2 separate regions of the Homo sapiens genome follow, and region 1 is linked to region 2. A link is a contact called in ENCODE Hi-C data. All regions are on one chromosome and are shown on one strand. The core of a region is the stretch at or near the end of the contact, and the rest is flanking DNA. Distances in the headings are between cores, read along the strand shown.

The links. Hi-C counts contacts between places; a loop is a spot of excess contacts on that map. Pooled maps may share reads with other maps.
Region 1: a pooled map shows a loop between it and region 2 (10-fold over the local background). The contact joins two enhancer-like sites. A Hi-C loop is called at or near these places in 2 of 50 pooled maps.

Annotation. Positions count from the first base shown.
Region 1 is chr12:128,828,546-128,831,388 of GRCh38, forward strand. LOC124903083 (a long non-coding RNA gene) reads left to right here. Exons shown (of 2, transcript XR_007063602.1): 2 at 1-901. Among named protein-coding and RNA genes, the nearest start is that of SLC15A4, 6.0 kb to the left of the region's middle. RefSeq lists enhancers at 1,226-1,295, 1,866-1,975. Within about 2 kb of position 1,411, at least 10 of the 41 ENCODE cell types and tissues checked have a DNase peak (open chromatin) inside an H3K27ac peak, as active enhancers do.
Region 2 is chr12:124,773,149-124,776,461 of GRCh38, forward strand. No RefSeq gene overlaps it. Among named protein-coding and RNA genes, the nearest start is that of SCARB1, 89 kb to the right of the region's middle. RefSeq lists a silencer at 915-1,209 and enhancers at 1,120-1,279, 1,290-1,339, 1,400-1,559. Within about 2 kb of position 1,648, at least 14 of the 41 ENCODE cell types and tissues checked have a DNase peak (open chromatin) inside an H3K27ac peak, as active enhancers do.

The DNA.
Region 1 (2,843 bases), core at 161-2,660, 4.1 Mb after region 2:
GCTAATTTTTATATTTTTTATAGAGGTGGGGTTTTACCATGTTGGCCAGGCTGGTGTTGAACTCCTGAAGTCAGGTGATCTGCCTGCCTTGGCTTCCCAAAGTGCTGGGATTACAGGCTAGAGCCACCACGCCCGGCCAGCAACTCCATTCCGTACTAAAATGTAATGGATATGATTGACTAATTAGCCAACATCCATACTCTTTCTTTTTCCAAACAATCCTGATTCTCTTCACATATTTGTCTTCCTTAACCCACCCCTGTCCCCACCAGCTTCCCATGTAGCTCAGGAGAACCTGACTTCATCCTTGTTCCCAGATAGAACTAGCCCACACCAGTACTAGTCTCATGCCTCTTCATGGTGACCAGTTCAGGAACGCAGACTCTAACCTTTCAGGACACGAAATTTCCCTGGTGCCTGCGGTTACTGACCCAGCAGTGGACAAATGAGGTAAGTTGACCCAGTCAGACTAGAGGCAAGGCCACTTATTGGCTGACTGTGGGCGAGGCACATGCTCCCAAACTGGATGTGAGTTAGGAAACCTGCAGCTCTAATAGCTCCTGATGGCTATTGACAACCATGAGATGAACCAGCTTAGGATGAGACTGACTTGGGGGATGGCACAGGAGACTCAGGGAGAAGTGAGATAATAAGTCTTAACATTGTTTAAGCCACTGTGTTGGGTTTTCTGTTATTTGTATTACTTGTGGCCCCAAGCCACCTATCATAATTCTATCAAAAATGGAAAAAATAAAAGAACTGGAAGGCTAGGGCAGGAGAATTGCTTGAACCCAGGAGGCAGAGGTTGCAGAGAGCCGAGATCGCACCACTGCATTCAGCATGGGCGACAGGGTGAGACTCCGTCTCAAAAAATAAAAAATAAAAAAATTAAGGAACAAGAGAGGCCAGCCTGATTTTTTTCTCATGCCTGACCCATGAGTTTTCTGCTGGGCTTCTGTAATGATTGGGTTTGCAGCCCCTGTACTGAGCCCCCAGTGATGGTATAGCTAAAGAATTGATGTAAGGTGATTCCTCCCACTTTATTGGATATGCTCGCAATATACTTCTGCCCCAAAAAGTGATCCTATGAGTCTCTCCTTTGCAGCTAAAATTAATAAATGACCCAACCCATACAGTAGGCATCTAAGGGATAGGTAACCGTGTCTTCCAAAATAACATTTTTGTCTATTGGCTCTTCACCTCAAGGGCCCTCTAGAAAAGGGGCAAGGACACTCTTTGCAAAGGTGCCTGTGGTGTGGACTAGACTTGGAAACACAGGGTTCTCCCTTCTCTGGTACCACTTTGTCTCCTGAGCCTCACCCAGTGCAGAGCTCGAGTGGGTGTGATTTAAGGCAGTGAACTGAGAAACCGTCACAGACAGGACATTCAGGGGACTGCCTGACTCCTCTGGCTGTTTCATGACATTTCTGCCGTAGTTTCACATCTCTGTTGAGTTGCTCACTCCTCACCGCCAGACAGTTGCCTCTCCTTACTGACAGTTTCAGCTTCCTCAAAACTTCGGGTTAGAAGCAGCTGTCATAGCCTTTCTGTGCCATCTGTACATCACTAACTCACTCAACAAACAACTGTTGAACACCTGCCCCCTGAGTCATGACAGCTCAGCCTCAGCTCAGCTCAGCCTCAGCACTCACGGCCAGTGCTTCAGCTTCTCCAATTTCCCAGATCCCTAGGGAGGGACTCGGATAGGCCCCCTCACCTTTGTGCATCAGGCCATAGCATAAGTCATTAGCCATAGTACAGCCACAGGCCATGCCACACATCTTTTGAATCTCCTTGGGTACAGAGAGTTGCCATAAATTCTATTTACTTCAAGGAGTCACTGTTGCAACCACTCTTTCTGGCTACAAATACTCTTGATAGAAGCAGAAGGTATAAAAAGTGAAATCAATAAAAACACAGGCAACCAACGGAATAGAATCAGGTGTTAAATCCTTGATCCTAAACCAAAGCCACACTAATCTACTTTTAGTATGAACTAATTCAGCTCCCAGAATGACTTGCATTTATTTTAACAGAGGATGTGAGAGTGTACGGTCAGGAAGCTGATTTTGATTTGACTTGTTTCAGGCACTCATTTTATTTGACCCTTGCGAGTAGCAACGTCTGTTTCTTGCGTACTTTTCCACCTGTGTTTAAAAAACCCCCAAGACGTGCAAAAGTTGGGCTTCGCCAATAGAAGCAGGGAGGTGAAGAGAGAGAGAGAGAGTAAGTGAAAGAAAATGAACTTCTGCTTCCTTCTATTGCAAGAAGCGCAAGATGGTGTGACCACACCTAAGATCCTATTTTAACCACCACTTTCACAATTCCTTGTAAGCAACCTTAGCCTAAACTGTAATCATATAATAGTTCGTTGGTAATTATAAGTGTATTTGTTTTCTAGATTAGGCCTTACAGGAAAGATCAAGGAAGATGAATACAAAGAACAAGAACAGAAGCACTAATACAAAATAACTGATTGTATGAAGTGAAATCAGCCAGGCACAGAGAGATACATACCATGTGCTCTCACTCATATATAGAAGCTAAAAAAGTTGATCTCATAGAAGTACATGTTTCAAAATCCTACCTTATGCCCCATAATTATGAACAATTATTATATCAATTAAAAATAATGAGGCCAGGCGTGGTGGCTCACGTCTGTAATCCCAGCACTTTGGGAGACCAAGGCCAGTAGATCACCTGAGGTCAGGAGTTTACGACCAGCCTGGACAACGTGGTGAAACCCTGTCTCTACTAAAAATATAAAAAATTAGCCAGGCGTGGTGGCGGGTGCCTGTAATCCCAGCTACTCCGGAGGCTGAGGCAGGAGAATCTCTTGAACC
Region 2 (3,313 bases), core at 398-2,897:
TGCCCAAAGGACCCATAATTTCACAGATATGACTGCCTTCCTTTTAAAATAAAATTCTTTAAGAAAAAAAGTAAGCCAAATTAAATCAACATGGTAAGTAGTGGAGTCCCATCGTTGGCAGGGGCTGGCGCCTGAAGTGAAGGCATGAGAAGAAAGTCTCGCAGAGTCAAAGATGCTCAGAATCAGAGACACTGAAGCTCGACCGGGTGTCCCGAACCCCAGCCCTCCAGCTGTGGGGCAGGCGGTGCTTCCCTCCCTGAGCCCTGGCTAAGGTCGTTGGCTGGGCTTAAGACCAAGGATGTGTCCAAACGCACACCCTACAAAAAAATCAAACCTCACTCAGAAGCAAGATGTTCACCCAATGAGACACACGGGAGGCTAAGTCCCTCGGGAACACACACACACACACACACACACACACACACACACACACCCCACACACACACAAACACAAGAATGACTTAAGGGCCAGGGCAGTGGCTCATGCCTGTTATCCCAGCACTTTGGGAGGCCGAGGCGGGCGGATCGCTTGAGCCTGGGAGTTGGAGATCAGCCTGGGCGACACGGCGAAACCCCATCTTTACAAAAATATACAAAAAATTAGCCGGGTGTAGTGGCACAGGCCTATAATCCCACCTACTTGGGAGGCTGGCTGAGGTGAGAGGATCGCCTGAGCCTGGGAGGTTGAGGCTGCAGTGAGCAGTGATTGTGCCAGCCTAGGTGACAAAGTGAGACCCTGTCTCCAAAAAAAAAAAAAAAAAAAAAAAAAAACCGAATGCCTTCTGGGGCCTGTCTTTTTTTCTGTTTTATGAGCAGGTAGACTTGAATGCAAGAGTTAAAACTGTCTGTGATGTGTTGCATACACAGATTAAGTCAAAATCCTCACCGTGGCTATCAAATAACCAAAGCTGGCCTCAGCTTCCCAGAGGATCAGACATGGGGAGTTTGAAGGGAACCATCCTCGGGGCCTGGACTCTCTCCTGAGCTTGTCACTCGCCTGCCATTTCCCCGGGCAGGTCACAAGACCCCCCACCCCTCCACTCTACAGCCAACGGGCAAAGCCTCCCTGACCTCCAGCCCCAATCAGAGGGAACTTCCCGGACACAGGTTTCGAGAACCCATCTAAAGATTGGGTAAGAAATGCTTTTGCAAGCCGGTGGTTTCCACTTTGCTGCTTTCTACAAATTTGAAGAAAGGTCAAACGGACCTGTCTGCTGGGAGATCAGTGAGAATCGCTTCCAATGACAGATCGCCGTGTGACATTCGCATACTACCCAGAAGGAGTATAAGAATTCCACTCCCAGTGACTTCCTTATGAAAACAAGGCTTCTCTGCACTTGCAGGGACAAAGAATTGATGGTAAAAATTGGTTTCATTCTAGCAATACGTGACAGTCATTCACGGATACATGAATTAATTGGGGGTGGAGAGGAAGTCCCACTCATCTCAGGACAAGAAGTATTTCTAAGCAAATAAAAGCCACAATGAGAAACCACTACGAAGGGCTGAAGTTTTTTAAAACTGAAAACACCAAGATGCTGGTGAGGACGCAGAGCTGATGGGAATGCAGCCTGGTACAGCGACTGTGAAACTGGCAGTCCCCCAAAAGTGAAACGCAGAGCTCCAGTTTGACTCAGCAGCTCCACTCCGAGGTATACACCCCAGGGAAATGAACGTACGCCTTCACACACAAATCTGTACATGAACGTTCACAGCAGCTTTGTTCATAGTTGCTGATGTGGTTTGGCTGCGTCCCTGCCCAAATCTCATCTCGAATTGTAGTTCCCATAATTCCCATGTTGTGGGAGGGAGCCAGTGGGAGATCATTGAATCATACGGGCGGTTAACCCCATACTGTTCTCCTGGTGGTGAGTAAGTCTCACAAGATCTGATGGTTTGATCGGGGGTTTCCCCTTTCACTTGGCTCTCATTCTCTCTTCTCTGGTCCCATGTAAGACATGACTTTGCTTCTCCTTTGCCTTCCACCATGATTGTGAGGCCTCCCCAGCCATATGAACTGTGAGTTCATGAAACCTTTTTTCTTTAAAAGTTACCCAGTCTTGGGTATGTCTTTATCAGTGGCGTGAAAACCAACTAATGCAATTGCCAAAGGCTGCAACCACTCTACGTGTCCCTCAATAAGTGAACGGCTGAAAAGCACTGGTGTGTGCACCCCATGGAGTTCTGCTCAGCAGTGAAAAGAAAGGAACTATTGCTACACACAACAACAGGCATGCATCTAGAGACAGTGCTGAGTGAAGGAAGCCAGGCTCAGAGGGTTACAGGCTGTAGATCCCATTTAGAACATTCTGGAAAAGGTAAAAATAGCTAGTGGCCAAGGGCTAAGCATGGGGATGAGGGACTTCCCTACAAAGTGGGAGGAAGGCAGCACAGGTCGCAGGCTGGGTGCAGTGGCTCACGCCTCTAATCCCAGCACTTTGGTAGGTTGAGGTGGGACTAATGCTTGAAGCCAAAAGTTTGAGACCAGCCTGGGCAACAGAGCCAGACCCCCATCTCTACAAAAAAAAAATTAGCCAGGTGTGGTGGCACACATCTGTGGTCCCAGCTACTCGGAAGGCTAAGTCAGGAGGCTCTCCTGAGCCTGGGAGGTGAAGGCTGCAGTGAGTCAAGATTGAACCACTGCACTCTAGCCTGGGCAACAGAGCGAGACTCTGTCTCAAAAAAAAAAAAAAAAAAATTATGGGAGCCCACTGTAAAACAAACAAAAACAAAGGGAAGACATGAGGAAATCTTGGGGGATGATGAAATTGTTTTGTCTTGATTGTAGGGGTAATGACTCAACTCTATAAACATGTCAAAATTCATGGAATTGTACACACACTCACACACAACTCTAATCTGTAAATGAAAAAGATATATAAAATGCATACCAAAAGGACATGCATTCCAATAAAATTTTGCTACTTTGATATGTCACATAAAACATAGTAATATAGTTTTGACCAATTGTGTCCTGAGACTTGAAAGGCAATCCAGATGGTATAGGCTAAATGTTTGTGTTGACCCAAAATTCCTGTTGAAGCCCTAACCTCCAGTGTGGCTGTGTCTGGAGATGGGGCCTCTAAGAAAATAATTAAATGAGGCCCTGATCTGATAGCATCAGTGTCCTTATAAGAGACACCACAGAGCTCTCGCTCTCCCTCTCTCTTCCCCCTTTCACACCGAGGAAAGGCCATGTGAGGACACAGAGAAGGCGGCCGTCTGAAGCCAGGAAGAGACGCCTCACCAGAACCCAACCCTGCTGGAACCCTGGTCTCAGACTTCCAGCCTCCAGAGCTGTGAGAAATAAATG